4 separate regions of the Homo sapiens genome follow, and all the other regions are linked to region 4. Evidence: chromatin loops called from intact Hi-C (ENCODE). Cell type or tissue: IMR-90. All regions are shown on one strand. Links, peaks and the distances in the headings refer to the core of each region. The heading gives the core; the rest is flanking DNA.

The links. A loop is a pair of places that touch in the nucleus more often than their neighbours do. Peaks named below come from ENCODE experiments on the same cell type or tissue, not always from the same donor. Only the 100,000 strongest peaks of a DNase experiment are listed, where the experiment ranks them.
Region 1: it touches region 4 in a loop (4-fold over the local background); 8 of 110 quality-filtered maps call a loop at or near these places.
Region 2: a loop joins it to region 4, with 4 times the contacts of the local background. A loop is called at or near these places in 7 of 110 quality-filtered maps.
Region 3: a loop joins it to region 4, with 3 times the contacts of the local background. A loop is called at or near these places in 10 of 110 quality-filtered maps.

The regions. Positions count from the first base shown.
Region 1 is chrX:10,718,838-10,727,140 of GRCh38, reverse strand. It overlaps a transcript of MID1 not described here. Among named protein-coding and RNA genes, the nearest start is that of MID1, 100 kb to the right of the region's middle. RefSeq lists a silencer at 4,018-4,312. In IMR-90, for the core only: a CTCF peak has its summit at 4,168 (motif pointing right); a DNase peak (open chromatin) is centred at 4,190.
Region 2 is chrX:10,322,596-10,330,898 of GRCh38, reverse strand. No RefSeq gene overlaps it. Among named protein-coding and RNA genes, the nearest start is that of CLCN4, 170 kb to the right of the region's middle. In IMR-90, for the core only: a CTCF peak has its summit at 4,074 (motif pointing right); a DNase peak (open chromatin) is centred at 5,088.
Region 3 is chrX:10,467,374-10,475,676 of GRCh38, reverse strand. MID1 (midline 1) reads left to right here. Exons shown (of 10, transcript NM_000381.4): 6 at 927-1,054; 7 at 5,837-5,980. Among named protein-coding and RNA genes, the nearest start is that of MID1, 150 kb to the left of the region's middle. In IMR-90, for the core only: no CTCF peak of the experiment used is centred there; no DNase peak of the experiment used is centred there; H3K27ac peaks cover 649 bases.
Region 4 is chrX:10,611,323-10,619,625 of GRCh38, reverse strand. The region is part of intron 1 of MID1 (midline 1); the gene reads left to right. Among named protein-coding and RNA genes, the nearest start is that of MID1, 5.1 kb to the left of the region's middle. RefSeq lists an enhancer at 7,644-8,303. In IMR-90, for the core only: a CTCF peak has its summit at 3,499 (motif pointing right); a DNase peak (open chromatin) is centred at 1,395; H3K4me3 peaks cover 1,130 bases; H3K27ac peaks cover 802 bases.

The sequences.
Region 1 (8,303 bases), core at 2,207-7,206, 110 kb before region 4:
CTCCGTCTCAAAAAAATAAAAATAAAAAAATAAAAATCATGATGAGATAGAAACAGCATGGGTCTTCATTCTGCCATATAACAGAGACATTACATAAATGGAGATTTGACTGAAGACTTTGTTCTTTGCTTCAGCTCTTCAGAGCATTCCATCTGAATCAAGAAAGTAGTCTTGGAATATTTGCTAGCTGTAGCCCTTCCCAGTCCCACTTTGTCATACGCCACAGGCAGAAAAGAGGAATGCAATCTTTGCCCACTGATTCCTGTGTAGCCACAAGCTTCAGAAAGAGTTTAGTCAGCAGTTCATGGCTCCTTGGCCCACACTAACCACAGTTTGGCCACCAAAAATGTGGGTCAGCGAGTTGCCAGAATGCTGAAGTATAGTGGTTACAAGGACCAGGACGCTCAAGTTGGAAACATGTGATACCACCACAGTTCTTAAGATGGGAAATGAGGGCAAAGGTAAACCCTGCTGTTCTTGGACTTGGTTCTGTTATGCCATCCTTTTCTAAAGCCAATTGTCACTCATACAATTTTATTTTGCTCTCATAAATTCTGCCAGACAGTAGTTTCATTCAACCAGGACTGGCTATAATTTTTAGTCAGATGTATCTCTTATTCTGTTTTTTTTTTTCCTCAGAGAAAGAAACACTCAACTAAATTTTATGCTACAGACTGAATACCTAAAATCCCCAACCTTTTATCTTAACCTGAGTCATAAAACCTGTACCGTCAGAAATGCCTCTTTTTTTATTTTGATTTTCTCACAAAGCACATGTAAATAATTTAGATTAAATGTTTACTGCTTTGCCCTCACAGAGAATTAGATGTTTAGCTTCTGAAAATAATAAAAGAAATTGTTGTTAATTATATCATACAGAGTGTGCCAAATTTATCAATTTGTAAAGAATGACAAATCCTGCTTAGTTGATATCCAGAGTGTGTCTACTTACTGGGTCTGATGTAAATATCCAGTGAGAAATCTGGCTTAGATAAAATAAGGCTAAAAGAAAAATCTCAGAACGTATAATTTACTATATGTCTTATTTACACAGCCTTACCTACCATCAGACGCTTAAAATACATAGTGGCTTTTAAAAGAAAAAAACTTCTACCTTGTTCCATTAGAATTGAGGAGGCTTAGGTCAAGAAATATAGAACATCTTAAGAGTAACTATGAGACAGTGAAGGAAAGAAAACTTATTTGGGTACTCAGCCAAGTTTATTGTCTGTATTATTTCTTTTGTGCACCAAGTTCTTCTTTTTCTTTCTTTCTTCTTTTTAAGACAGAATCTGACTCTGTTGCCTAGGCTCTAGTGCAGTGGCACAATCTCAGCTCACTGCAACCTCTGCCTCCCGGATTCAAGTGATTCTCCTGCCTCAGCCTCCCAAGTAGCTGGGATTACAGGTGCACCCCACCACGCCCAACAAATTTTTGTATTTTCAGTAGAGACGGGGTTTCACCATGTTGGCCAGGCTGGTCTCAAACTCCTAACCTCAAGTGATCCACCTGCTTTGGCCTCCTAAAGTGCTGGGATTACAGGCGTGAGCCACCGTACCAGGCCTTTTTTCTAAGCATATTGACCCTAAGTATGTATTGTGGTTATGTTCAGTAATGTACACAGATTTTTTTTAATTTACTAATCTTTTAATATAGAATATGTAACATGGCCAATATCTTTTAAAAGTCAATTTAAAAAATGGTTACATGCAGTTTTTTCCCTCGGGAAAAATATATTTATAATTTTTAAATCATATCTTAGAGAATACTATTGTGTTCTCTTTTCTTTCATCAAAACCGAATCTTTTAAGGGGAGTGTTTACTGGGAAAGCCCTTGGGGAAATTGAGAGATGCAATCTTCACCTAGCGGTACAAAGAAGTATAGCTTTTGACTGGCACCTGATTTTATTCACTGAGCTTCTTTAGTGCTCTGAAGTGAACACAGTTGGATTTCTAGATAGGAATTTGCTACTCTTAGTGTCACAGTGACATCATTCCTGGGAGGAGAAAAAAGTGCTGTTTTCTTCTGTATTCCAATGACATAATTGTCCCTCTTTGCAGGGAAATGTGCAGTGCTACAGTTTTGGAGTTCAGACCCATTGTTCTGAACTAATAACTATAAGGCTAGAGCATAATGGAACAACACCTTTAGAAAGCTAATACCCCCACAGGTTTCATCTGACATCTTGAACGAGGTTTGCAGAGAGACACACAAATTGAACCTGTCCCCAATTTTTAAAAATTCGCCCTCATTCTTTAGAATCTAAAGTATTGCAGAATACATTGTACAAATCAATCCCCAAACAAATGGTTTTCTCCATGTTGAGTAAAAGAGCATTGGAATCCTATGATTAAAACCTCAAAATCAACCAAGGTAACTAAGATAAAACAGTAAAACCACAAGGTGGGCCAGATGGCAAAAAGGAAAAGCTCATCTATTTATTTTATTTATCTTTCTATTTTTCCAAAGAGAAATAAGTACTTAAAAATCTACTTGAAAGTCCCAGCTCAAGTGACACCCCATCCAAGAGGCATTTAGAGTTTTTTCCGGTTGGGAAAGATCTTGCCCTCATCCTCTAAACTACAGAGAATCCAGGTCTCTTTTATTGAATTACTATAGTCAGCTGCATATGCTATAATCAATTCTCATCATTCCCATACATGTCTTCTCTCCTTTCTTAGATTATAAGCTCCTTCAAGATGAACATCATACTTTAGATAGACATCACTGGCTTCCCTGGAAAACCCAGCATCTTACTCTGACAACACTCAAAAACAACATGCTGAGGCCCAATGGCTCACACCCATAATTCCAACACTTTGGGAGGCTGAGGCAGATAGATCATTTGAGCCCAGGAGTTTGAGACCAGCCTGGGCAACAAGGTGAAATCCCGTCTCTACAAAATACAAAAAATTACCGGGTGTGGTGGTGCGTGCCTATAGCCCCAGCTACTCGGGAAGCTGAGGTGGCTGATGCTTGAACCCGGTAGGTTGAGGCTGCAGTGAGCCGAGATAATACCACTGCACTCCAGCCTGGGCAACAGAGAGAGACCCTGTCTCAACAAAATAAATGAATAACAATAAACAGATGTTTCCCTAATATCTTACAGAGTAAGATGCCACTGAAGATGGTCCAGCCAACAGTATGCTTTTGACTAGAAGTGCAATTAGCATGCAATACATGGCTACAGTCTCCTTTTACTGCCCTTTAGTTATTTTTTAGCTACTTTAAGTTACAGATGGTTTAAATATTTCGGCTGCGGATCCAGAACTGGTAAATGAAGTAAGAAACTACATCTTTAGCTGGGCGCGGTGGCTCACGCCTGTAATCCCAGCACTTTGGGAGGTCGAGGCAGGCGGATCACGAGGTCAGGAGATCGAGACCACGGTGAAACCACGTCTCTACTAAAAATACAAAAAAATTAGCCGGGCGCGGTGGCGGGCGCCTGTAGTCCCAGCTACTCCGGAGGCTGAGGCAGGAGAATGGCGTGAACCCGGGAGGCGGAGCTTGCAGTGAGCGGAGATCGCGCCACTGCACTCCAGCCTGGGCGGCAGAGCGAGACTCCGTCTCAAAAATAAGAAACTACACCTTTAGTGAAATAGTGCAGTTTTCCTGAACTTCCTGAAATGACATTTTAAAAATCGATATTTGGCCTTACTATGCATTTCTAAGGAGCCAAGGCATGTCAGTGTGGTGTGTACTTTTTGTGACAAATTCCTTTTATGATTCTTAATAGCAAAATTACAGAATGTCATATGGGGGCTCAGCCTCATAGCATCTTTCATTCTTGAGTGAGGCTTGTTTATGCAAGTCTGCAAGAGGGGAGCTCTACAAAAGGAAAATGGGAAGGCAAAGTCGGCCCTGGAAAAATTCAGCCGCTGGAAATGTGGTCTTGTCCAGATAGTGAGAAAATAATTGTCTCCAGGTTTGATGAAGGGTTTATAGCGCTAACATTTTAGGATGAAATACAGCTGGTTTCAGATTCCACTGTCAACTCAGAATCAAGCTAATTTCATGTGGTTTGGGGTTTTGTAACTACTTTTTTGCAGAGTACTTCTCGGAACTTTTTGTTCCAGAAACACCCTTGACATCCCTCCACCAGCACCTAAAATTACTTCAGGCCCAGTAGAAAACTCACTGGGTAGCATTACTGACTCTTCCCAGCAGAGGGCACCATTATACCTCCATCGGTACTGGACGTACCCATAACTTCAGCAAAGAGGTTCTTTAAATTCTCAACCATGAGACACAACCTCTCTGATAAGAAAAAATAGTAATAATAACAAACCTAGCAAGAAAAAGATACTTAAACTTTCTAGAGGCAGCAGCTTCTGCAGTTCCGACCGGGGCTCCCAATGTCAGCAATTGCAAGAGAGGATTCTGCCCGGAAACTTAAATTTCAGGACATGATTTGGCTTGGGTTTCTGATGGCCTCGTCTCCCTTTGTTCTTGGCCATTTCCTGAGCTAGTTCTTCAGTCATCTCAGAAATTTCTGCTGATATCATAAACACACACATCCATAAACTAGTCTGTGATAAAATACATTTCAATTTTCCTCTTGAAGGCCGATATTCATTAACCCAGCAATTTAAATGACGGGATGTTTCTCAACCAGGGAAGGTATTTTTTGTAGCTTTCATCACTGGTTTGGTTGGGGAGAAACGATTGACTAATTCCTATTTGTCTTAGATTTTTGCTTTCCCCCACTGGAATGGCCATTTTTGCCCTTGGGGACTATTTAAAGTTGTAATATCTCTAGATGATTTATAACAAGTAAGTAGCCAGCATTGCTAAATATCCAGGCACATCTCATATCCTTAGATGCATTTTTGAGACTCAAATTTCAATAATTTGCCGTGTCTTTATAATATCAACATGCACACCAGTAGAATAAGGTAGTGGGGGAGATTGTTTTACACAGAAAAAGAAAATGTTAGAACTAGAAGAAGCTTTAGAGAAATTTATGTCTCCTGTCTCCCAACCTCTGGATAAGTAGCATCATCTATTAAGTGATTTTTTTTTTTGCAGCCATATGCTTGCTTTTAAAATTATACTTAGCATAGGATAACATAAAAATGCTTTTTCTAATCACACATTCATTCAGAGATATAAGGAGATGGCCAAAGAACTATGTTGGTGGCAGTTTGGAAATATTTCTACACATAATCTCCCAAAAAGCAAGCCTGTACCCTGCAGAAGAAGGTCGTCTTCTTCTTTCTTTTCTTCTCTTTTTGTAGTGACAGTAATCTTGCTATGTTGCCCAGCCTGGTCTTAAACTCCTGGCCTCAAGCGATCTTCCCACCTCAGCCTCTCAAATATCTGGGATTATAGGCACAAGCCACCATGCTTGGCTGTATTCTTTATTGAGTGCAAAACTAATGATTTAGCTTTAATTTTCAGAAAGTTTTTTTTTTTTTTTTAGATTTAAATCCCTTTTGCCCGAGAAAACAATTATTGGTTTTTGCTAGCATCATTTGTTAAGGAAGTTTTTTGCCCCCACAATCCTCACATTCCAGATTGTACTGTAGGTGGGAGAAATTTGATTCTGTGTTTTCGGCACAGAATGACCATAGAAAATACTTATTGATAGTTGAATGTTACTGAAACATTAGCAAAGAATGCTGTGTCTTTAGATCTGATAAGTGAGAAACCCACAAAATTACACTTTATATGAATTTATCTGAGTTTGCAACATCCAAACCTCTTAAATCTGTTATTCCTCAGCTTCTTTGGTCCTTTGGAATCCAAAGGACCCAAAGGATACAGTATTGTATTAATTACTCTTTAATTCACACTAGAGAAAGTTGACCTCTAGTTCTGATTACATACAGAGAAATATATCTATTCACATACACACATATGTATGGAAAATATTCTGTTTAACACAAGAAAACCCCTTAACACCCAACTTCATTTTTCTTTATTTATTTTTCTTTTTTTTATTATACTTTAAGTTTTAGGGTACATATGCACCACGGGCAGGTTTGTTACATATGTATACATGTGCCATGTTGGCGTGCTGCACCCATTAACTCGTCATTTAACATTAGGTATATCTCCTAATGCTATCCCTCCCGCCTCCCCCCACCCCACAACAGGCCCTGGTGTGTGATGTTCCCCTTCCTGTGTCCATGTGTTCTCATTGTTCAATTCCCACCTATGAGTGAGAACATGCGGTGTTCGGTTTTTTGTCCTTGCGATAGTTTGCTGAGAATGATGGTTTCCAGCTTCATCCATGTCCCTACAAAGGACATGAACTCATCATTTTTTATGGCTGCATAGTATTCCATGGTGTATATGTGCCACATTTTCTTAATCCAGTCTATCATTGTTGGACATTTGGGTTGGTTCCAAGTCTTTGCTATTGTGAATAGTGCCGCAATAAACATACGTGTGCATGTGTCTTTATAACAGCATGATTTATAATCCTTTAGGTATATACCCAGTAATGGGATGGCTGGGTCAAATGGTACTTCTAGTTCTAGCTCCCTGAGGAATCGCCACACTGACTTCCACAATGGTTGAGCTAGTTTACAGTCCCACCAACAGTGTAAAAGTGTTTCTATTTCTCCACATCCTCTCCAGCACCTGTTGTTTCCTGACTTTTGAATGATCGCCATTCTAACTAGTGTGAGATGGTATCTCATTGTGGTTTTGATTTGCATTTCTCTGATGGCCAGTGATGATGAGCATTTTTTCATGTGTCTTTTGGCTGCATAAATGTCTTCTTTGAGAAGTGTCTGTTCATATTCTTTGCCCACTTTTTGATGGGGTTCTTTGTTTTTTTCTTGTAAATTTGTTTGAGTTCATTGTAGATTCTGGATATTAGCCCTTTGTCAGATGAGTAGGTTGCAAAAATTTTCTCCCATTCTGTAGGTTGCCTGTTCACTCTGATGGTAATTTCTTTTGCTGTGCAGAAGCTCTTTAGTTTAATTGGATCCCATTTGTCAATTTTCGCTTTTGTTGCCATTGCTTTTGGTGTTGTAGACATGAAGTCCTTGCCCATGCCTATGTCCTGAATGGTATTGCCTAGGTTTTCTTCTAGGGTTTTTATGGTGTTAGGTCTAACATTTAAATCTTTAATCCATCTTGAATTAATTTTAGTATAAGGTGTAAGGAAGGGATGCAGTTTCAGCTTTCTACATATGACTAGCCAGTTTTCCCAGCACCATTTATTAAATAGGGAATCCTTTCCCCATTTCTTGTTTTTGTCAGGTTTGTCAAAGATGAGATAGTTGTAGATATGCAGCATTATTTCTGAGGGCCCTGTTCTGTTCCATTGGTCTGTATCTCTGTTTTGGTACCAGTATCATGCTGTTTTGGTTACTGTAGCCTTGTAGTATAGTTTGAAGTCAGGTAGCATGATGCCTCCAGCTTTGTTCTTTTGGCTTAGGATTGACTTGGTGATGCGGGCTCTTTTTTGGTTCCATATGAACTTTAAAGTAATTTTTTCCAATTCTGTGAAGAAAGTCATTGGTAGCTTGATGGGGATGGCATTGAATCTATAAATTACCTTGGGCAGTATGACCATTTTCATGATATTGATTCTTCCTACCCATGAGCATGGAATGTTCTTCCATTTGTTTGTATCCTCTTTTATTTCATTGAGCAGTGGTTTGTAGTTCTCCTTGAAGAGGTCCTTCACATCCCTTGTAAGTTGGATTCCTAGGTTTTTTATTCTCTTTGAAGCAATTGTGAATGGGAGTTCACTCATGATTTGGCTCTCTGTTTGTCTGTTATTGGTGTATAAGAATGCTTGTGGTTTTTGCACATTGATTTTGTATCCTGAGACTTTGCTGAAGTTGCTTATCAGCTTAAGGAGATTTTGGGCTGAGACGATGGGGTTTTCTAGATACACAATCATGTCATCTGCAAACAGGGACAATTTGACTTCCTCTTTTCCTAATTGAATACCCTTTATTTCCTTCTCCTGCCTGATTGCCCTGGCCAGAACTTCCAACACTATGTTGAATAGGAGTGGTGAGAGAGGGCATCCCTGTCTTGTGCCAGTTTTCAGAGGGAATGCTTCCAGTTTTTGCCCATTCAGTATGATATTGGCTGTGGCTTTGTCATAAATAGCTCTTATTATTTTGAGATACGTCCCATCAATACCTAATTTATTGAGAGTTTTTAGCATGAAGGGTTGTTGAATTTTGTCAAAGGCCTTTTCTGCATCTATTGAGATAATCATGTGGTTTTTTCTTTGGTTCTGTTTATATGCTGGATTACATTTATTGATTTGCGTATGTTGAACCTGCCTTGCATCCCAGGGATGAAGCCCACTTGATCATAGTGGATAAGC
Region 2 (8,303 bases), core at 1,507-6,506, 290 kb after region 4:
TTGTGGATCCCGGGGATGCTGCCAAACATCCTGCAGTGCACAGGATGACCCTCACCACAGAGAATGATTCGGCCCCAAATGTCAATAGTGATGAGACTGACAAACCTGTTCTCAATCGAAATTCTAAAGACTAAGTTAGAACTCATACTAAGGGGAAATTTAAATACAGTGTTAGAGCAATATGTGAAATGGGGCAATTAATTAATGTCCCCAGGTCCCTTGCCCTGAATATAACTCCTCTGTCTCCAGAGCTTCCCTCCATGGGGCTTGGTTTGATGCCGCACCCTCACTAGTCCCCACAACCTAGTACCATGTCTCCCCTGACCTATAGGTTTTTCCTCAAAATCACCTTCACGTGAATCATCTCAGATTCCACATCTTCTGAGAAGGGGTGTGACTTACTTGCAAAGGTGGATGGATTGGGTCTAGAGAAACCTTGAGGAACATGCAGCATCCCCACCCCACAGCCTGACCTACCACACCAGCAGAGGTTCTGGAAAAGAGCTCTGAGAAGGGGCTGGATGGACTCCGGGGAGGGCCCTCTGGCTCCTGGGAAGTGAGTCAGGGCCGAGCAGGGGCAGCCCGGCCACAGGTGACCAAGAGGAGGAGCTGCGAGCTTTGGAGGCCATTGAGACAACACACTCTGAAGGCTGAGGAGCTCCCAGCCAGCCTAGCAGTCCCGAGTGGAGGAGAGTGCCAAACATAGGCTCAGCACAGCTGCAGCTGCAATGTCACCGCAGTCACCCACAGAACAGCAGAACTGAAGTGTGGGAGGAAGCTGGCATCCCCCCCTCATCTGGGTACTCCCGCAACAGGGACCATGGCTCTTTTTCTTTGTGTGCTCTAGCACCCAGCACAGGGCCAATCTATGATAAATGCCCAGTGGATGTCTGTTTAGTGGATTAGTGGCTTGATTACATAATTAATTATCAGGGACCACCCTGGGAGTAGCTGGTGTGGCAGATGGGCTCTAGTGTGGCTCCCCGTTCCCCCCTGCCTCGGCCCCAGTGTCCACGCTCTTGTGTAACTCCCTCTGATTGAGTGTAGGTAGGACTTGCAACTTGCCTCTTATAGAGTGGTTAGATTCATTATGGCAAAGGTGATAGGAGGGACATGATTACCTGTACCTGACAGAGTGCCCGTCTCCTTGGCATCTCCCTCTCTCTTTGCTGGCTTTGAAAAAGCAAGCTGCCATGTTGCGAGCTGCCTGTGGACAGAACCATGTGGCTAAGTGGCCATCGGCCTGGGAGAAACTGGGGCCCTCAGCTCAGCAACTTGCTGGGAACTGCATGCTGCCAACAACCTGAATGAGCTGGGAAGAACCCCCACCTGCACCTGGGAGGCCCCGACCTCCCTGGCCACCACTCTGATACAGCCTTGCAGTGGACCCAGTTAAGCCATGCCACGAGACACAAACACAGCAATAGATAAGCAATACAACTGGACTATGATAAATTTCAGCCATGCTCGCTTCCCACAAACCAGACATTCATGGAGTGGTTTTGCTGTCCTCTGCCCAGCACCAAGTACACGCCCAGTCTTGTCTTTCTCTGTGAAGTCTGGGTAAGGTCTGTCCTATTCATCCATCATTTTCTCTGTGCACTGACTGGCCTTTAAACAAACCCAAAGAAGGGGCTAAATCTCCCTTCATTTCTTCCATTTCCATCACCACTTCCCATCTCTGAGGTCCAATGACCCACACCAAAATTTGCCAAAATTCATTTGAGCCACTTCACATACATTGGGCTAACAGCAAAATTTATAGGCAGTAAGCCTTATAGATACAATTTTTATAGCTTCATATGAACCCTAAAACGCAAGCAAAGTGGGAGAAGAAAGAATATTCTGGCAGATGAAACTTCATTAGCTGTTAGAATCATGGAGTGCTACAGATGGAAGGGACCCCAGAGATTACAGGTCTGAAACACTTATCTCACAAAATAGGAAAGTGGATCAAGAGCAAGGAGGAGAAAATTTCAGGATCACACAGGGACTTAACGGGTGGGACAGAATTCTTTTAATACCCAGTCTTTCATTACATACATTCCTGTCCTTCAAATTCAGGGTAGAAAACTTTTCAGTCTCTGCCATTCTGTGACCCAAGAATTTTCCCAAGCATGATGGCTACTTCTGAAAGGGATCTTTCCCTCTTTTTCATCTTTTATATATTGAGACTTTCAAAACTCTGCTGAAATCCAGGAAAACAATCCTATTAGATGAAGGCCACAGCTGTTATCTTTACCAGGGGAGTGTACTCAGGTAGGGATCCCATTTTCAAATATGGCACATGTTTTAAATGGAATGAACCGTGAGCGAGCTCTACCTTCGTGGAGCTGCTGTTGGCTTGGCCTTTGGACTCACAGCGTATCATCCTGCTGTGCCCAAACCTAGCATTGGGCAGACTTTTTCCCCAAAAAAAATTTGGGTTGAGATTGGACAGCATTTCAAATTTCTGTAATGAGGGTCATTACACATTTTTAAGACTTGACTAGTCCCACTGCCTCCGGGTTGGCTGTTTAAAAACACAAAGGGTTGGCAGAGTTTAGGTGAGCTGCTCACATTTGGGGTTTTTACGTATAATTTTTAGACTTATGAAAGATAAAATAAGGTGCAAACCCCTTTCATAAAAGGCCCCATCTGCTGCAAGAAAAATTATTGTTATCATGTGTGAAAATTCAACTACATGGTTAAGGGGGAAATCAGAGCATAATCCAAAAGTAAAAAAGATCACGTTTCCCTAAATTCCATATCTCATTCTGTCTCCTCCGGTTCATTCCAGTATAAGATACACATAGCAGACCTTCAGCTCTCTGCACCTGTGGCACCAAATATAGCATTTGTTTGTAATCACAGAAAACTTGATTTTCATTCATTTAAAGCCCAGGGTAACCACGAACTTATGTGGGAGTTCAGAATGAAGCCAGAAATGCCCTAGGCCCACCCCCTGGAGAATCTGATTGGTCTGGGCTTTGGGCTTACTGGGAATTGCTTTCACCTGCCTCCATCCTCTAGTTGACGCTGACTCATGCTGCCAGCTAGCTCCGGGAGGGCATTGAAGCCAGCTAACGGGCGCCTGAGCTGTGACATCTTGGGGGCCTCTGCTCATTTGATGTTTCCAGTGCTAAAAGGTCTCGGCCTCACTGCTGGATTTACTCTTTTGACTCTCCCCAAGGGAAGGTGAAACAGTGACTCATGGCCAGCAGGATTTAAAACGACATTGACTCACAAATCTCAAAGTTAGTAGGTTTGTCGTAGTTCACAAATGCAGTCTGCATTTACGGTCATCTTCACAATATTTCTAATTGTGAAGAGCTGTTTTTCCGTCTCAATAAAATGCTAAGTGTCTAGAAATAGGTTCTGAGCAGCCTTTTCTTTTAGGAAAAAAAAGCGTAGTCTTAAATGGTACCACCATTTATCCAATTGCTCAAAACAGAAAGTTCATCCCCAACCTGCATGTCCAAGGAGTCCAAAGTTCTGTTGACCCAACATTTTCTTCTTATTTATTTGAGACAGGTTCTTACTCTGTCACCCAAGCCGAAGTGCAATGGCGTGAACAAAGCTTACTACAGCCTTGACCTCCTGGGCTCAAGCAATCCTCTCACCTCAGCCTACCGAGTAGTTGGGACTACAGGCATGTGCCACCACATCTTGCTAATTTTTGTATTTTTTGTGGAGATGGGGTCTATGTTGTCCAGGCTAGTCTCAAATTTCTGGGCTCAAGGAGTCCTCCCACGTTGGCCTCCCAAAGTGCTGAGATTACAGGCGTGAGCCACCGCATCCAGTCCCATTTTCTTCTTTATTGTGTTTATTAATTATTGAGTAGAAATTTTAAAAAACTACATGTTTTTAAAATCATTTCAAAATACATTCATGTGTTTGCATCACTGAATCAATTTCAGAAAATGAATGTTACCATTATTTTGTTCCCTATGTGCCTCACCCCAAATTCACTCCCTTTCTCAAGGTTTCTTAACCTCAGCACTACTAATCTTTGAGACCAGATAATTCTTTGCTGTACAGGCTGTCCTGTGCATTGTCAAATGTTCATCAGCGTCGTCCCTGGCTTCTACCCACTAGATGTCAGTAGCACCCTCTCCCCCAGTAGTAACCAGACATTGCCAAATGTCCACAGTAGTCTCCAGATATTGCCAAATGTCCACAGTAGTCTCCAGATATTGCCAAATGTCCACAGGAACCAAAATCACCCCTAGTTGAGAACCACTGCTCTAGAGGTAAATCCTATTCTGAATTTTGTGTTTGTCATTTCTTGCTTGTAGTTTTTATCACTTGTATTTGTGAAAATATTGTTTGGTTTTAAGTTTTTTGAAATTCTTATAAACTTAATTGTTAAGAAAAATGTACACACAACTTACAACTGACCTCGTGTCCTTTCAATGCCATACTGGAACATTACCCAACAGGCTAATCAAGGAGCATTAAATTCTCTAGATGACTATAATTCTCTTTATCTACTATTGACCAGGGCCCAGGCTCTGGAAAGTTACATGTTGACTTGCACATTTTTTTTCCAGTATAGATGAAATGTATTTCTGCTGGGTAGAGAAGATAACCCCAAAGGTTATTATTTTATTGCCCTGTGGGATATAACCAGTTTTGTCTCTTAACTTTGCAAATGCATTTCAGCCTTCTCGCGACTACATAAATCTCTGTTCCTCAAGTGGTCTTAGAAGCAGCTTTGCCATCCTGCTGGTTCTCTTTTGTGAATTGAATAATTTTTCCTTCTACACATTCCTCCCATAATTGTATGAGTCATGTATGAGAGGAATTTTTTGAAAATTAAACACAATCATCCTAATGTATGATTCTACAATTTACTTTTGTTAATACTATGTTCCTAAAATTCATGTATGCTGTTGAGTGTAGTTTTAGTTTATTAATTTTTATTGTAGTATAGTCTCCTATTGTGTGAATATATTGCAACTTTATTTATCTGTGCAATGTTGATGGATGTTTAGGTTGTAACCAGTTTTATTGCTGTTATAAATATACTGCTTTTTAATTCATGTTCATGTCTCTTGATATACAAGCCCAAGAATCTCTCAAGGGATTGTACTTTAGGATGGAACTTCTGAGTCATAGAGCATGTGTATCTTCAAGTTTTTGAGATAATGCAAACATATTTTCCCAAGAAAATGATCAAGTTTACAGCACCACCAACAGTGCAGAAGTGCATTATTGCTCCACTTCTTAAAATCTCGTAGGTATATATTAAATTAAAATTGTTCTGTCCTAGATTAATTTGTACTTCCCGATTATGATACAGTTGGCATATGTTCATATGTTGGTTGGTTTTTCTTCTGTGAAGTTCTTCCATAAATATTTTCTCTTTTGTTTCTATTGGATTATTTACCTCTTTCTTATTCACGTATAGGAGTTATTTTTATACACTGGATAATAATCCTTCTTCAATTTCTTGAGGTTCAAGTATCTTCTCCCAAATTTTGGGTTTTTATTTCACACACTATGTGGCAGCTTTTGCACCTTTCATGTTAAAATCCTGTTTTTATAATATATTTAAAGTGCATCTCTTATCTAGTCTGGCAATCTTTGCCTTTTAATTGGAATATTTAGACCATTTCACTTAATGGGATCATAAATATGGTTGGGTTTAAATCTAACTAGATTTCTATTTATTTTCTATTTGTCTCAATTTGTTATTTTTTTTTCTTTTCCTGCCTCACTTTATCTCCACAGTGAGCTTATTAGTCATTCCTCTTTTAGTTTTTTAGTGGTTACTCTTGGGTTTGTAATATGCATCTTTCACTTGTCCCACTCCACTTTAAATACCATCAAGACACTTCACAGATAGTGTGCCAACATTCACACAGGAGCCTTCTGGGTCCCCCTTCCTGTTCTTGTGCTGATGCTGCCATACATTTTATTTCTATGTAGGAGACAACTTGACTTGCAATACATTACTTTTTTTTTCTTTAAACGGTCAATTATCTGTTACAGAACTGTGGTTTTTTTTTTTCAAAGGAGAAAGCCTATTTTGTATTTACGCAAATATTCACCACACCCTGTGCTGTTCATTCTTTTGTGTAGATCCACATTTCCATCTGGTATTATTTTTCTTCAGCCTGAAGAACATCCTTTAAGATTTCTTGTAGGACAGACTTGCTGGCAACAAATTCTCTCAGCTTTTGTTTGTCTGAAAGATTATCATTTCACTTTTTTTTGAAGTATATTTTCATTAATATAGAATTCTAGATTGACCAATTTTTCTTTAAGCCCTGTAAGATGTGCCTTTTCTTCTGGCTTCTGTTGTTTCTGTTGAGAGGTCAGCAGTTATTCTTACAACATTTCCTATATATAACATGTCTTTTTGCCCTATCTGCTTCTTTAATTTTTTCTTTATTACTGGTTTTCAGAAAGTCGATTATGATATGCGTTGATATGATTTCCTTTGTGTTTCCCCTGGTTGGGTTTTGTTGAGATTCTTTGAATATATAGTTTTCATTAAATACAGAAAATTTGGGGACATTATTTCTTCCAGTATTTTTCCTGCCTCCCTCTCTTTCTGGGACTCCAACTGTCCATATGCTAGACTATTTAATATTGTCCCACTGGTCACTGAAGTTCCATTTTCTTTTTTCAGCCCTTTTTCCTCTGTGTGCTGTAGTTTGAATGGTTTTATTGCTATGTCTTCAGGTTCTCTGATATTTTCCTCTGCAGTGTCTAACCTGCTATTAAGCCATCCAAGAGAATTTTGAAATCATATTTCTCATCTACGGAAGTTCAATTTTGCTCTTGTTATATCTTCCATTTTTCTCCTCATTATGTTCATTATGAAATTGCTCACCATATTTATAATAACTATGTTTTAAAGTCCTTGTCTTCTGCTTATTACATCATCTCCGTCATTTTGGGGCTTGTATCTATGAACTGAGTTTTTGCCTGATTATGGGTCATATTTAAATGTTATTTGCATTTTTTGTAATTTTGTAATAGATCCCAGACATTATGAGTTTTACATTGTTTTCCAGATTTTGTTGTCTTCTTTTAAAGAATGTTGAGTTTTTATTTAGCATGTGATTATATGTTAATCTGTTCGATGCTTCCGAGGCTTGGTTTTAAATTTTATTATGGTGGGTTTAGGTTTGTCTAGGGCCAGTTTTTATCTACTACTAAGAAGAGGTCTCAATCACATGCTCAGCACTTTTAGGTCTCTACTGAATGCCCACGTGTTTTGTGAGGTCTCTCCACTCAGGTTGGTCAGCCCCATGTGAACTCTGAGAATTGTGCAGCTTACCACTCTCTAGTAGTGGTTCTTATGGAATCTCATCCTACGTGTATGCAGTTGAGCCAAAACTTCAAGGAGTCCATGGATATTTCTAGAGCTCTGTCTCTGCAAGTTCTCTCCTCTCCAGTACTCTGCTCTGCAAATTTTAGCTGCCCAATCTTCCTGAACTCTGATCTCTGTTTCCTCAATTTATAGAGACTGCCATGATCTACTTGAGTTCCCCAATACTGTGTGATATTCCAGAAAGTGACTCCAGGTAGAAAGCCAGAGCAATCACAGAACCCACCTTGTTTATTTCTCTTCTTTTTATGGATTACAACTTTACACCTATTGTCCAATGGCTAAAAATAGTTGTTTTCCTATATTTTGTCCAGTTTTGTAGTTGTTTAAGGTGAGAAAGCAAGTTGATTGCAGTTGCATTGCATCAACATATTTTTTGGTGAAAGAAAATCCTCATAAAACAGAAACCTTGCTTGCCCAGTTTGAAAATTAGTATGGCTTAAAGTGGAAGTCTATGATGTTTTTTGGTAAATAAAAGTTCTTAATTTATTAATAAAAGGAGCCATATTTATCAATCTTCTCCTTAATCATTTGTACATTTTATGTCTTATTTAAGAAATCCACATGTCCTTTAAGGACCTAAGCGGATCCTACCTTCTGAGATGTGTAATTGAGAAATTTCTATTTTAAAGTTTTACCTATTTATAACGTGTAGAACTTTTCAAAACCCACTCTTTATTCTACAACTCTTAATCATCCACTTAGTATTAGAGAAAAATAGATCTCTTTGACTGTTCCTGATTGTTAAAACGAACAAACCTTAAATTTCATCCTGGAGTTCTTAGAGATCTCACTAAAAGGTATAGAACCACAAGGAAGAACAAAAATACTGAAAGCATGGATGTCAAATTGTCTTTACCTTTTCTTGTATGATCATGAATAATACCTTTTCAATGTGACACAATGTAGAGATGTTCTCATCTCTGCCCTCCCTGTGCTAGATTTTGAGTATACAAATAAAAGATATTCATGCCTTTCT
Region 3 (8,303 bases), core at 1,074-6,073, 140 kb after region 4:
TTATGGAACTTAACAAAATACCAAACTCAACAAGATTACTAGTCCAGCATCATTTGATATGCTCAGAAATGGTATGCTTCATGCCACAATTCTCTTGTTTTTAAGAGAAGCACTTGCATTTTTGAATCAAAGTGTTCATTATTAATAACTGAACCTTCCAAATGAACCTGAGAGTACATAGAAGGAGATTGAGACACACCAGTGCCTTGCTTTTTAGTTTATACATGAGAACTCTAACCAGAAAACCTAAATGAAGAAGAGAAATAGTGCATCCACTGGGGGGATTTGTGAGAAAGCTCATGAATATTTTCCACAGCATCTGCTGGGAATATGGTGCAAGAAAATGAATACAAAGAGAAAGAAAATGAGCCAGACAAAAAACTCCCTTTTTAATGTTTATTTTAGAGAGAGGCTAGTAATTGATTAAACTAATCCAATATCTGGAAACATTCTTTTTTAATATTCACTTTGCCTTTTATGCAGTTTGAAATTTTGGAGACTCTCCTTTGAAGTGGATCAGGGTTGCGTCTGAAAGGAACAAACAGTTTCCCAGACAGATGTGTGAAGAAATGCCTAGAGCTACGCGCTTCTTGCTGGGGTTAGACGTGACCGGGCCAGACTGTTAAATACACAGCAACATGAAATATGAATATTCTTTTGCTTTCGCAGGGAATTTTTTTTCCTGATAGTAAAAAGGAAGAGGGCAAGCCATTTTGTTGTTTTCTCCAATTCCTTCACTTTTTTTTAAAGCTTGCATTCATTTGTTTTATGTTACTGTGTTGTGACATTTTGAGATGCCTCTTAAAACTCATGTGTAAAAAAGCACTTTTTAAGAGATATTTATTTTCCTTTTCTTTTTCATTTCTATGCAGTGATGTTGAAAGTCATCTTGACATTTCTGAAACATTGTTTTGTTTGCATTACAGAGTCTCCATGGCAACTGCATCCTCCCAGGTTCTAATTCCTGAAATCAACCTCAATGACACATTTGACACCTTTGCCTTAGATTTTTCCCGAGAGAAGAAACTGCTAGAATGTCTGGATTACCTTACAGGTATTGTCTTTTATGTTCTCTTTAATATTGTGCACACTTAGTGATATAAACACTTTGCCACCAGATCAGTTATTCCCCAATAACCAGAGGAATGGGCTTTTGACCTAGGAATGGCACTGATATTTCCATAAACAATTTCTGTGCATTGCCCTTTGTTTTTTCATCAAAACAACACAGCCCATTACTAAACTGGGGACAGGAGAAAAAGGAGAATCTCAACCATTAAAAGCATACTTACCACTGTTTCCCTCACTCTCAAGGTGTGGGTGCTAAAAATAGTATCTCTCTGTGGTATTTTTCATATCATAGTAGTAAGCAACTCACAATACATTGGCAGAGAAAAAATTGGCAGCTAACTGATTGGTTGTCTGTACTGCTTCATCTCCTTGTATTTGTGATCTTGTTTTAATTTGCACAACATCGAGTTGAGGTAAAGCATTATAATCCCCATTTTGCAAATGACAGAGATCAGCCGTCTTGCTGGAAATCAGGTAACTAGGGAATGACAGAATTAGAATTTGGCTGGGACCTGTACAAACTCCAAAAACTTCTGCTCTTTCTAGTAAAAGACTGAATTTTATCTTGGCAAATGTCACCATGGCAAAGGTCACAAATTTACATTGGAATTCCTAGTGCTGTGTTTCAGTGTGCTTCCTGGTTGGTGTTTTGTTTTGTTTTGTTTCTCCCTTGGTTGAGCTTAAAAAACAAAAACAACAACAAAACAACAAAAACCTCAGGCCACTCCTATTCCTAAGCATGCTTCTAAACTTTTCTTTGCTGTCAACTTCTAAAGTAGGAACTGAGAATATTCACTGGTAGAACCTGGACTGTTTAGACAACCTTATTCGTGTTAGCCAAAGCCACCAGTGCCTGCGACTTCAGGAAAGCACAATGTACACAGTGAAGCCAGATGTGCGCTGCACTTAAGACATACAGCCTTCAAGAGACCACGTCTCTAACTTAGCGTGACATGAGCTTCTCAATTCCAATTCTGTGTGTACATGTTTGTGAGAAAGCGATTGAACAAGGTGGAGCAGGAGAAAGGGAACATTGTGTGATGTTTGTTTTTACAGTCTGTGGATAGAAGGCCAGGGGTTCTATATTCAGGGAGCATTGTACCCAGAAGATGAGCATTTTTTCTTTGCGAGGACCCAATGTGCCGTTTTTAGCCTTTCTGCATTGTCAAGCAAGGCAGGCAGGCATTCCACAAACTTCTTATCTTATGTAACTCTCTCTTTCAAACATACCACTCCTATTAAGGAAGAAAGAAATTGACTAAAAAAGCATTTACCGTATGGAACTAAACTTGGTTTCAAATATTTGTGTACATAATGCCCTCCTATTTAAGCTTTTAACTCTGAGATTTATTTAAACTGACACTATCCAATAAAACTTTCTATGATGATAGATATGTTCTATATCTGTACTATCCAGCGTTAGCTGCCTCCCACATGGGGCTATTGAAAACTTGAAATGTGGCTAGTGAATTTTTACTTTTATTTAACTTCAACTAAATTTAATTGAAATTTAAACCACCACATGTAGCTCGTGGCTATTGTATTGAACAGTGCAGGTCTAGACTTTCTCCAGCTAAGCTGTTTTTCACAGTGGCATCCTGTTAAAAATCTCCTTTTTCTTATATCATTTGCGAATGAGTTTAGTTGCAAGCAACAAAAAATCCAACTAGCAGTGAATAAAACCATCAAGGAGTGTTTGTATTACAGTCACAGAAGAGAAGCCTGTGTTCCAGGGCTGGGCAGTGGTTCAGTGACGACCTCAGACCCCAGGCTCTTTCTTTTTTCCTCCTCTGCCGCCTTCATTGTGTTGCCTTTTTGCCACATGATCACAACATGACTACTCCACCTCCAAGTGTTGTGCTCAAGCTCTAGGCAAAAAGAAAGGGGTGGAGGGGAAACGATGGACAAAATGCTCTGCCAGTGAAGTTTGTTTATCAGAAAAACAAAAAGCTTGATCAGAAGACCCGCCTAGCAAACTTCCACTTATGTCTGGTGGGCTGTATCTGTGTTACAAGGTCATGTCCAGGGACAGAAAAGACTGGAAAATTAAGTATTTGCCTAGGCACATGGCCATTCTGCCCAGAATCAGTCTTATTGACAAGAATGTGCCCTTGCCATTTCCCAATAATTATTTCATAGTATTTCAACAACATATACCCATTTTAATCTCTATAGGAATGCAAAAGTATTGATTAAAGGGGAAATTGTGAAAGTAGTTTAGACTGAATTGTAACATACACCATATTTCATCCCGATGGCTGTTTATTTCAAACTAAAGGCCATATGGGGTACCTGCTATTATGTCTTCTGAGCTGTCAACCCCAAATACAAATTCAGTCCATTTCTAGACATAACATCGATCCTGACCATAACATATGATGCTTGGCTGATACTGCCAAGTCCAAATAGTTTATGACATTTGTAAGCAGGAAATGAAGTCTTTGTGGAGTATTAGCCCACCATTCCTTGGGTGGTGTTTGTGACAGAGACAAGAAAATAACACTTCTGGTACTGATTCCATGAGTATTGAAATTGGCAGCATGCTGCTGTTCTCATTTACACTAAATTGAGTATTGACTTCTCAGGACAAACTCATTGGGTTTACAGTCAAAATAAGGTTAGCCTGTCTCATTGTAAAAACAAGATTTTTTTTTTCCTATGACATGCCTCTAAGTGGTATATCAAGTTAATAACCCATAGAGGTGACATTTCCTTCCTGATTATGGCTACTACCATGTGTCTCACAGCTACTTGCCTATTTTGAACATACGTTTTCTTTCTATTTAATTGTATATTGCAATACAGAACAAAATTTTTCTACAATGGTTGATGGAGAAATAATTCAATGAACTGTTTAAATTGTGAGAGAGTAAGTATTTCTTCACTGGTCCATGCAGGAGTGATCCCACACCAACAGGGACCACACAGACAATAATAAGCACATTTTACGATGCAGCTGGACCTCCTCCGTGGAATGCATATCCTGATTGGTGTCACTGATTCATGCACATCCAAGTCATACCACATGACACTAAATCTCACATGTGAATACTTCAGGAGACAGATGTACAAATACATATTCCAGAAAGAATGCTTTAAAGGTTATGTAGAACCCTTCTGTCTTAATGCACAATTTAATGCCATGCCTGTCACGTTGGAGGTGCTCAACAATGTTTCTGGAATTCAGAACCAATAGATAAAGCTAAGCTAATTGACTTAATACCGTAGACTTGCTTCTGTGATACTTGTCCTAGAGGTATATTCAAAAAGCAAAGTGAAGACTACTAACGCAGAGTTTAAATTTACAGTTTTTATAAACTTTTCTTCCTCTTTGGGTTTGCTTAGGACTCATCAATTCTAATCATAATTTAGAGCAGGAAATAACTCTGAAATAGTACAAGCAAAGGTTGCTCCTAGTTTGTAGAGTGCAGGTATGTTTCTCCTTTTGAAGTGAGATTCTAGTGGGTAGAAGAGTGGAAGTAAAGGCCCTGGATCAATTCTCTAAACCAGAGGTCAGCAAACTTTGACTGCAAACCACCAGATAGTAGACACTTTAGGCTTTGCAGTCCATATGGCCACAACTACTCAACTTTGCTGTTGCTCCAAAGCAGCCATAGACAATACATAAATGAATGAATCTGGCTGTGTTCCAATAAAACTTTATTTACAAAAACAGGCAGTGGGCCAGACTTGGCCCACAGTCACAGTTTGCCAACCCCTCCCTCTAAAATATTATTTACAATGCAAAGCACTCATTTTCTCATATTTTCCTTGCTCACATACTCTTCTCATAAAACCAGTTACTGAAATCAATTCAGTAGAAGTCATTTTAAACTCATTATTTTGGTAGGACTTAGACTTCTCTGCTCCAGAATGTGTTAAAGAAATAAAACAGCAGCCTTCTACAATGATAAATTAACCAAATGCCAAAAAAAAGTTTTTTCCTTGGGGAAGGAAAATGTACCTTTTAGATATGATTGACTATGAATCATGGTCTTCTGAATTTGAAATATCGCATGAGTTGAGAAATGAGAAGAAAATAGGGCTGGACTAGTAAGTTCTTTTTTTTATGTAAGTCATCGAAACATCTAATGAAAGAAAAATTCAAACAATTATGTGGCTGATTTTTTGTAGGATAACAAACATAAGTATTTTTTCAATTGGGTGCCTAAAGATATAAGTATCTGGCACCACGTATTAATAGGTCAGGGGTTGGTGAACTTTGGGTTACAGCCCAAATCTGACCCTCTACCTATATTTGTAAATAAAGTTTTATTGGAACCTGGCCATGCCCACATGTATAAGTTGTGACTGTTTTCATGCTACAATGGCAGAGTTGACTAGTTGCAACAGAGACTGTATGGCCCACAAAGCTGGAAACATTTACCATCAAGGCCTTTACTGAAAAAGTTAGCCAACCTCCCAAAGTGAATGCAGCTATGAAACTTTATCTTGTTTACTTTTTATTTGACAAGTTTTCCTTCATGCACAAGAAAGTATTATTTGTTTAACCTCCCAAACATATTCTCATGATCTCATGATAAACACAGAAAGTCCATACTGGCTGACTCTAGTCACACTCCTTATTAAAAACAAAAGCAATAACCAGCCAATCAGATATTCTTTAGATTGGGGTCACCATCTCTAGGATAGTAGTCCTGATGGACCTATTGAGAAGGACCTGCTTAACTGTCAAACATCTCCTCTGAAATGGTATCCCAGTTGTGTGTGCTTTTCCACTGATAAGCATTCTTGACCCCCACAGCTCCCAACCCTCCCACAATTAGAGAAGAGCTCTGCACAGCTTCATATGACACCATCACTGTGCATTGGACCTCCGATGATGAGTTCAGCGTGGTCTCCTACGAGCTCCAGTACACCATATTCACCGGACAAGCCAACGTCGTTAGTGAGTATCTCATGGCCTATTTATTTCTGTCTTTGGTGGCTTTCTTCAGATTGATTGCATTCCTGAATTTAAACTTCAAAGGAAGACAAGGAAGGAAAGAACACACAATATTTATTGACTTGTCTTTCTTGAACAAAAAAGTGATAGCACTCACTTGTACTACATTAGTAAAAACAGCTGGCTAAATATTGATGAAAATTAATGACCTCTAGCAAACCACATGGATGTTAAGGGAAAGAAGCCAGAAACAAATATATAGAGAGAAACAAATATATAGAGAGATACATAGAGAGAGAAACAAATATATATATATAGTATTAATCCACATATAGGTTCATAACTTAAAGATCAAAATAAACTATTTTGCTTAAAGAAACATTCATAGGTGTTAAAACTATAAACCCTGGGCAACCTGGTGAAACCCCATCTCTACAAAAAATACAAAAAAAATACAAAAATTAGCGGGGTGTGGTGACACACACCTGTAGTCCCAACTACTCAGGAGGCTGAGGCAGGAGGATGGCTTGAGCCCAAGAAGCAGAGGTTGCAGTGGGCAGAGATCACACTACAGTACTCCAGCCGGGGCAACAGTGAGAATGCTGTCTCAAAAAAATAAAAATAAAAAGTCAGGATGATGGCTACCTCCAGGATTAAAGGGCAAGTGGCACCACTGGAAAGAAATATACAGGGGTTCTTGGGGTTAATGGCAATTTCTAGGTGAAAGTTACATGCTTTAGTCATTTTATCATACATTTAGTTTTATGTACTTTCCTGAGTGTTACTTCACATATTTTAAAAGAAAGGATTTAATAAAATAAATAGCCAAAGAAAGTTAAATACCTGGTCCCATTCAGAGGAGAGAGCTGGGCCCATCACTTAAAATGTTAGTAACTGGCCCCACCCGGGAAGAATTTCCAACCTTACCTGAAACATTAGAGGTGCCCCCTCTCACTGAGGCCTATTTGATATCTGGCATCAGAGATAACTTGGTGATTTCAAATAGCAGTAGTAGCAGGCCACAGAGATGATAACAGAGGAAGCAGTCCTCCAACCCACAGAGTTATTTAAATTGAACTGGGCAAATGGCAATGGACCAGAAGACATGGCTTTTCACGGGAGCAAGCTTGAAACTTCTTTAACAAAGAAAAATACAATATGTCAAAATAGAACAGAATAGAATAGCAGTCATGTTTCAACAAAGAGATGTTTTGAATAAATTCATATCAATTTAATGTGCTTTTATTATATAAACCTTTTCTCTCTTAACTACAAACTGCTCTTTCCTAGCACAAGTAATTCTGAGTCATACGATGCTTAACATAGAAATTTGATTTAGGATTAATTAAAAGAGTGATGCAGAAATACACCAAGTTCTAAGGGACTAAAGTATAAATGACCCATACCAACAAATGGCTCCCCCTACCTTCCTTATATCCACTCTCCCCAACTTCTCCAACTTCCTCTCCTCAACTCCCTCACCTTCTACCCTATAATTGGCCTGCCGTGGAAGCTTTTATTAAAATCTTGCCATTTACCAAGAATGTGTAATTTTTAAATGAAAGTGGAGAAAGTCATGCAATGTCAAGAACAGCTCTGGCAAGCTGCCTGAGTCAGTAGGGAATATAGAAAGGTCAGAAATGGTGAGTGGGACAAAAATGTCTTGGGGGAAGTTGTGGTTAAACTAAGTCTTGAAAAAAAGCGGGTGCATTTTAGCAAGTTAAGGCTGTACCGGACAGCTATGTCATCATAAGCAAATCTATCAAGATGTAACGTAGCAGGGCATAGTGGGAGGTCTTGCCTAATTAAGCCTGGCTGGTAAGTGAGGAAAGGGAGACAGTGAGAAATGAAGATAGAGAAATAGAACCAGGGCTCAAACCTATATTGGCCTAGCTCCAAAAAGCACATGTTCTTAATCCTTAATCCTCAGTCACCTAATCCTAATTCACAGGCAAGAGCTAGATTGCAGAGGGCTACCCAGGCCATACCATGTTTGGATTTTACCCTGTGGGCTTGAGAGTCATGCAGGACAGTAATGTAATCAGAGGTATAACTAGAAGGTGACTCAGGAGCACTGTGGAGAGTGGAGAGGAACAGGGCAGGACCAGAAGCAGAGACATCAGCTGGGAAGTTTCGTAGTAATTCACTGAGGCAGAAATAGCCAGGACCTGCAAATGGCACCAGCATCAGAGATGGAAAGGAAAAGATAATTCCAGGAAGACTTCTCTGCGTCTGGCCCATTTTCCTGGGAAAAAATCATCAGTGTCCTCAGATATTTGAAGTGCTTTTTGGGGCAAGTCGCAGAAGGCCTGTATAGCAATGGTTT
Region 4 (8,303 bases), core at 787-5,786:
TCTGGGGCATGATGATAAAATTCCTTATCAGTCCAGGAAGAGGTTTATAGCTTTGCTGTTAAGCAAGAAAAGGAAAGAAAAAGTGGATGTAGGAAGCCAAGGAGAGGGTGTGATTTACAACTCAATCAAAGTTATGGAAGAATTTTATGTCAATATTTAAATATCAAGAACAATACTCATATAAGGAGAAAACAAGGCTGGAAAAACATGCCAATAGGCTTGGAAGGGCAGGGATTTCAAGAGGAATGCTATTGCTTTTACCAGCTCTGAATAAATCTGGATGGGAAAGTTAGCATCTGTATCGCAACCGGAAAAGCTCTTCACTTTTTCTTCTAAGTGGGTTGGGTGCTCGCCACCCTGCACACTTTGGGGGAAGTGAGCTTTCCATTTAAGAGCGCAGGGGAGGGGTTTCGAACTTTCTGTCCCTTTCCCACAGCCTTGGGAGATGAAGCAGAGCCCCCTTCGAATGGTCAGCGCAAACCCTCCGCCTTCTTGCCCCCTCGCTTGTTCGCTCAGCAAGCAGGCTTGGCAAGTTTCAGTGAGTGCAGAAAAACACTTGCGGAGGAGCAAGTGCCGTCTGCTTGCAATGAATTGCCCTTGCCTTGGTAGGGACTGTGGGGAGGACGTCTTTAAGTTCTGCAAACTCACAGTCCAACCTCATACTTTTAATGTCTACTAAAGTGGGATGAGGAAAAGGAAGGAGAAGGGTAATTGGAAAGGATTGAAAAGGAAAAAGAGGAACGCAAAACATTTTTGACAAAGGTCCTTAGCTGGAACAAAGAAGTTATTTGATCCTGTGCAGAGCCACCTGTCCTCTCCTCGGTGGTGTCTGAGCTCAATTTCCAGAATCCCTGTTCCCACACAATTCCTCAGGAACCATGGCAGTCTCCGTGCCTTATGCCTAAGGTTTGCTTCCCCCAGCTTGGAATGGTTTTTCCCATGCCTAGTTTGTTGTGGCATTTACGTGAAGTTGGAAAACAGCCCAGTATTGAAATTTTAGGGGTACAAGTACACATATAGTGAACTCCTTAGTTATTTAATGAATGGGCAACTTTTCATCTCACAGCTACGTATGTCTACTAATTTTTTTGGCCTGTTCAGAACTTTGAAAGAGGGTGGGATGGAACAGGGGAGGAGATGAAGGAGAGAGACAGGATCATTGTTCATCCAAAGAACGAGGACAGTTTCCAGAATCTAGCATGTTGTTCCACTGCAGTCAGAACAAGAATGTAGGGAGGAATGAGATGGCAGTGTTATTGGCATGGGTTAATCCCTACTTTATTTGAGTTTCTCTTGGGGAAACCTGACTGTTGCATCCAGGCAGGGTGAGTCGAATTCACCAGCCAATTTGTCATCTCAGCCCGGCAGCTCCAGCTGGATTTACAGGGTTAACTATCAAACAGACCTGTGTGTCATCAGCTCAGCAATGAAATTGGATCTCTTTGCTGATGAGTGATCTGTCCCTAGGGCTGCACAAATGTTGTACACTGGTGTGGCAGCCCAGAAGAGACCCCTGCCTGCCACTGATAGCCAGAAATTCTGGGTAGCCAGAAATTGCCCGCAGAATTAGAAGGCTGTTTGCCTAGCTATAAGATTCAGAGGGGTTTGGGCTTCTGCCAGGTTGGCAGAAAAGGAACATTCCTGAAGCCACCACTTCAGGTGTAGAAGGATAGTATTCTTTGAGGGTTCCTAAGGCCACGGCTGAGTTAGGCCAAAGAAAAGTGTAAATCTGATTCACCTTGATCAGGAAGTAATTTTAAAATATGTGCCAACCTGTCTCTGCCCTCTGATCATAAACGGGAAACTTTTATGAACCTTCCTTGAGAAGGAATTTGCTCTGTTCCCAGGCAAAAGGAAAAGCATGGCCACCTGTTCTAGAAGCCTGGCCGAAAACAACAGGTTTGCCTGTGGCATTCCCGCAACTGCATATATCCTCCCCACATGGCAAGCCACCCATTGTCCCTACACACAAGAAGAACAAATAGTTCATTCTTGAGCTGGGGGAAAAATCAGATTCTCTAGGCAAAATTGCCTACTAGACATATTTTGTGTTTTTAACATCCTGATAACTTTAGAAAAAAAACTCTAAGGGAAGAAGGTGCATGATGTATTTCTGATCTACTAAAACAAAGTAAGTCACGTAGCTGCTAAATTCTTGCAAGGCCAGGATGCTGCTGTTTCAAGGAAGCCGTGAATCTGTTTGGTTAGCCCGTTCTGCATTCTTTAGATTGGAATTAAAATGCCCAAGGACATCTGGCTTAATAATGAAAGTCTTCGTATTAATCTTTCCTCTGAGGATTAGAAAGTCCTTTACAAACACGATCTATTTATTCTCTGCCACATCCCCAGGAGAGAATGAGGTGGCAATTTGATCCTCATTGAACAAATGGTGAGACGAAGGCAGAGAAAGGTTAAGTATAAAGAGACACAGCAAGTTAGGGGCAAGTCTGGGGATGAATACTCACCCACCCAGAAAGACTACCTGTGCAGGTTTAGGATCTCAAATGGCATTCTAGGGATTAAAACAGAATCTCTCTTACGACATTCTTTTTCTTATCATTCTGTAACTGGCAAGTATATTGTGTCCCAAGTATGTTGTATGGTTTCCTTCATTTGAAAGTCCAGACTCTTAACAGTTCAAAAGGCAGTTCTGTTCTCATTTCTCCCAACATTGAGATCAGGCAGCTTTTATGAAATCTAATAGAAAGATACAGTAACTAACTGGAATTTTAAATATGCATCTGAGAAATGTTCCCTTTCAACAGATGTTTTAAGTTTTTGCACATGGTTTATAGAGCTCAGTGTCTTCAACATATGTTAAAATTTTAATTTCTTCTCTGCTATCTCTCTTTCAGCAAATGTTATAATCATAAGACTTGCTGTCAGTTTAAAGATCCTTGTTGGTCATTTTGAAATAATTTTTTTGAGTCATGTTTTTAGTTCGCTTGGCTGTAGACCGCATAGGCTACAAGCAAATCCGTTAATTGGTAGTTGCATGTTATCCACAGACATTCCAGCAAGTTTTAAGGCTAAGTGCATATGTGGATGTCTCCTGGCTTTGATCGTTTGTGTGGTAAATAGACATCCAAGGTAGCTATGGCAACCTGGGCTGTGCGTTGGTGAAAGGAGGGGATTTAGTTACTGGACAAAGAGTAATTTGTTTGATTAGAAAAAGGTAGGGGCAAATCAGGACATTTTTAACCCACATGATTTGAGGATCCCAGTTCAATCAAATCATTTGGATTTTTCTCAATAGGCAAAAAGAAGTAATGGCTAAGCGCACCAGAGTATCTTGCAGACGTAATTTAATTATTTTTAAACAAGTGGTTGCTACTTTCCAAAAGCAATTTATACAATGAAAAGGAAGTACAATATATCATATAAATATCATCAATATCCCTATTGTACTAAGTATGAACGTTTTTATTTTCAGAACTTGATGGGACTTTGAAAGACCAGGATCTGATTAGAGGTGTGCATTTCAGTTATCTACCTGCAGGGGTCAGGCTTGAAGTTCCCGTGGTCGGAAGATCAGGCAGCGGACTTCACTGCAGGGAGCCCGAGGCAGAGTCAGAGAGAATTGCTCTGCTTATTTGGAACAATTAGTTAGCGATTCTTTAATCTTGTGACCAAAGCTACTATGAAAATGAGTTCATTCAAGGAAGAGAATATCAAATACGCTGTGATTAAAGAAAGGGCGATAAAGCCAGGTCAAACAGCAATCTAATCTCCGTTTACATGTAAGGCAGTTTATCGGGAAGATTCTGGCTCATTATCAATTCCTTTGATTTCACACAAAAGTGAGCTCAGCGGTTTTGTTCTAGAAATTTGTTTGCCCAGTTTTATGAGCTGGCATGTTATAAAAATTTCTTTAAACTAAAAAGGACACAATATTAGGGAGCCATCTGGATCCGAAATATTTTTCCCCCTCTGGAGGAAAATATTCCATTGACACAAGATCAGGATGGTTAATGGCCTCCAGGAGGTCAGGTGATAGTAGGAGCACAGAAAATTGAGGCGCAGAACAAAATGCCAAGAGGGGACTTTCCTGAAAAAACAAACCAGACCAAAGAAAATAACTTACCTGCTTTGCGCTATGAAAGAGAGGTTCTGAGTAAACATGGAAGAGGTGCTGATCATTTGTAGTACAAGTGGATGTTGAAGGTCTTATATTCAGTCCAGTGTTTATGATGAATATAATATAAAGGCTGTCCTTCCTTTCTTATATCATTCAATGACATTTACTGAGCACTCACAGAATTAATATATTCTGCCACATTATACGTGATTATTAATGTGCCAGGGCACTTTCTGGGTTCCAAATATGACTTTGGTAAGGCCCCTGCCCTCAAAGAACTTTTGATCTGGTGTACAATTTATTGTACCAGTAGCATAATGTAGGTTTTTCCATGGTCAAAATGGATGCTCATTAATATCTATATTTGTATGGGTAGGGATCCACTTGAAAAACTGATGGTATCCAAAACCTTACTGAACTTAGGAGACTTGAGAAGTGATTTGTAATTGTGAAATTTAGTTGATTTTTAGCCCACATGTCCATTTGTAGAAATTTATGACTTCTTACATAAAGCAGATTTCTCATAATTATTAAATAGTAATTTATTTTTCTCAATAGAGAAAAGTAACTCATAGGTAGTCCCCAATCTAGGAATACTTTATGTTTTAGGAGTTTGTTGTTTGAAACCCAGAGCATTTTCCAGCGAAAAATAATCAATCTGATTAATGTGAGATCAAGTTCTGTGTTTTGAGGACATGCCACTGTGTTATACAGGATGGAAACAGAAGGAGAAAGAATTGGCATACTTTTGGTAATAGGCCAGTCATGGCAATATTTGAAATAGGAAGTTCGTACTAGTTTTCACCTTTCTTTCTCCATCCTTCTGATGTCTTCTGGTCTCACTGGGGCATCTCCCCCAGGCCTGTCCTAATATATAGTGAATTCATAATTGTTCATCTTCCCACCCTTCCCTTCCCCACCTCCAAACCACTCTCCTGTTTCCTTTAGTCAATGGTCTCTACCACATGGCAGGAAAGAAGTAATATGGGTGAGCCAAAGCTCATGACTCTTATCCCTTTAACCCTTAGGATGAATCTTTAATTGGGGAAATTTCAAGCAGTGGAGCCTGGAGCTACAAAACACATGATTTTCCTTTCAGGGACAATATTTGGGGGCAGGGCCATGCCTTTGGCAGACAGAACTTGCTGGTGTGTCTGCCCGTGGGTCAGACCTCTTCATTTGTTCTTTCTCAGCAACCTGCCTGAACTTCTGGACCCACTAGGGTCTTTGTGAGTAACAGCCAGGGAGCCACAGGCCCCCAGTTGAGAGGGAATTATGGCGTTTGTGGGTTTGGGTTGTTTGTAAGTATGCTCTTTGTATGCTGAGCACTGTCTACTTGGATTAGAATAAATGGAAAGAAAATAGCTGTAGCATCCTCTTATCCACACGAGTATTTGAGTTGGTGTATATATTTCTACTCGTTTGTCTGCTTATCTTGGAACTGAGTTACTCCAGAGCAAGAGTCACATATTAATTACCTTTGAATCCCCAGACCCAAGCCCAGTGTCTGGCACACAATAAGAATCATTAAGTGTTCTACAGGCACATGCTGGGTGAATTTTAGTAAAAAAGAGAATGGAAAATGCTCCTTAAAATCCGAAGGGATATGAAGAAGAAAGGGCATTAGAAAGGTCCGGGAAACAGCAAGGACTAAATAGATCAGTAGTAGAGAAAATTAGCATAGGTTATGATTACTGAACTATATGTATATGGTTTTATATATATATAGTCCATTTATATACACATAGTCTCTCTCTGTCTGTCTGTCTGTCTGTCTGTCTCTCTCTCTCTCTCTCTCTCTCTCTCTCTCTCTCTATATATATATATATATATATATATATATATATATATTCCTTTCAGTTGTGTTCTGGGCAAGAACACAACCCAAAACATGGTAAGCAGCTTGGCTTATCCTCTGTTTGATTGTTCTGCAGAAATGATTACGAAATGGGTCATGCCCTCCAATAGCTCAAAGCCTAATCGCCAAGATAGAATCTGCTGCTTTCTCTCATTGAACCCAGCCTGATAGTTTAGGCCTTAGGTCCATGTGCAGTTGTTTAATTTTGCAGGTGAGTGGCATGCCCAAGGTTACTCCAGAACTGAGATAGCGTGTCTGAGAGAAGACTGAAGCCTTCTCCATGTAGATGGTGGCCACATTTTTCATAGTGAAGTTCAAGATTTGTGCCGGACAAAGCATTTTCATTGCTGGTAGGTGTAACAGACCAGAAGTTATAGTTAAAAATGACAAAATAGAAATTTCAGGGACATTTAATAGTTTATGGAAACAACAGGACTAATATATTACCAAAGGGTCTATGCGGTAGACTGTGGTATCTGTCCTATGTCAAGTTTTGGAGTGTTGCTTTGGTTGTGTGTATTTAGAAGTGGTCTTCCCCAAACAATTCGGAGGAAGGGGGATGTTACTGGGAAAATGGAATTCATTGAATGCCCTGCTGAGTTAATAATAAGTAGATGAATGGCCAAATAAAGCAATATATAGATGGACGGCACCACCAAATATTATTAATAGAGATTTATTTACTTACATAGGATCAAGTCTTCTGTACGAAATACATTAGGAATCCAGACTAAGAATACTGGTTAAAGTTTAGCATTTCTGGGTTGACGTTTTAGCACAAGAAACACTTTACCCTCCATCTGGGAGCAAGGTATGAGGGAGACTTAGGTTCTACACCTAGAAGCTAAGTCTTCTAGACTCCCCATCTCATTCTCTTTTGTGACTGTACCACATGCCTTCTACTAAGATATAATTTGGATGTTTTCAGGTCATGTGCTATAATTCAATATGCTAATAAATTCCAAGGCAATTTGAATGGAATGTTGGTTTATAATGAGGCAACTCAGGAAAGACTACATCATCTTTAGTGGAAAATACTGTCCAAAAAATCCAAATAGTTAAATGATCTTATATTTGGGTTTTGTGCTTCTTTTATGTGTATATTCTTTGCTCTGATTTTAGTTAAGTATGAAAATGTCAGACAGCAAAAACTAGGAGGATTATATTTATATAAAAGAAAGTTTAGGGAATGAGATGAGTCATTTAGCCCATGAATTAATCAGCTGTGCTTTGAGGAAATAGTGCAGGAAGGTAAAATGGAACAAATAGACGAGAGAAGAAAGCGTGACTTCTTTTAGTCAACATATGATGGGGAAAGCGGTAGAGAAAAATTGGCTATTTGGTGAGTGATTCACTTGAGTTCCTTTTCAGTGGTCAATGTTTAAAGTGAAATCCTAATGAGATTGTTGCTGCCCTTTTTGTACGGCTCTGACTAAAAGAGGGAAAACAGTCATAATAATTAATTGAGAGGGGTATGACTTTCTGAGTAGATAAAAACATGATAGACTATTAGATAATGAATATTTATTGCTTGATGCTTCTCAGTCTGGAAGAGACACTTTCTGAATATTTCTCCGCTTTCTAACATTTCAGCTGTCAGAATTGAATGGTTCACATATAAACTACATTGTTTTGGTTTAACTAACAAAGAGTGATAAGACATGAATTGTTTGTGACAGCCCCGAACATTGATAACAGAAGACATTAATGCCTGCAGACACAGCCTACATGGTAAAAATCTGGAAACAAAAATGCTTATTATGTTAGGCCATCGTGCTTTGACCTAGTTTTGCTTTTCTGCTTGGAAATTATGTCAATATTAGTTACATCATCCCTTCGGATGAGCAATTCCACATTCTTGTTTATTTCAGTGTCATATTATTAGTTTTTGTATATTTAGTTCTGACCTCTGAGGAGCCAAACTAATCCTCATTGACTTGCATTTTCCTTTTGAAATGAGACTTCTGCATGATAAAGAGAGAGGATTTTATGTATTAACAAAACAATCTAAGATGCCTCTTTAAAGGCATTCATTTCTCCTTGATCCGGAGCTACTGCCCTCTTGAAGGTTCCTAGAGGCCATCCAGTTTTCTGCTGATCAGAATTAGTCTTTTTTTCTTTGTCTTATGGGGATGGAATAGATTACTGGGCCTAGAACTGCCATAGTTGAATAACAAAAAGTAAAACTGTGAGGCTGATGGGACATTTCCCAGCCCATCATCCTTAAATTTGCCCTTTTCATGTTTCTGCTTTACTTCTTCATCCAGCAGAAACGGGCTTAGCATATTTTTCCCATTTAACATTTTTATTGAATACTTTTCAAAATGAATTATTTCCGCAGTTGATTTCGAACACATTTTTTTCTGT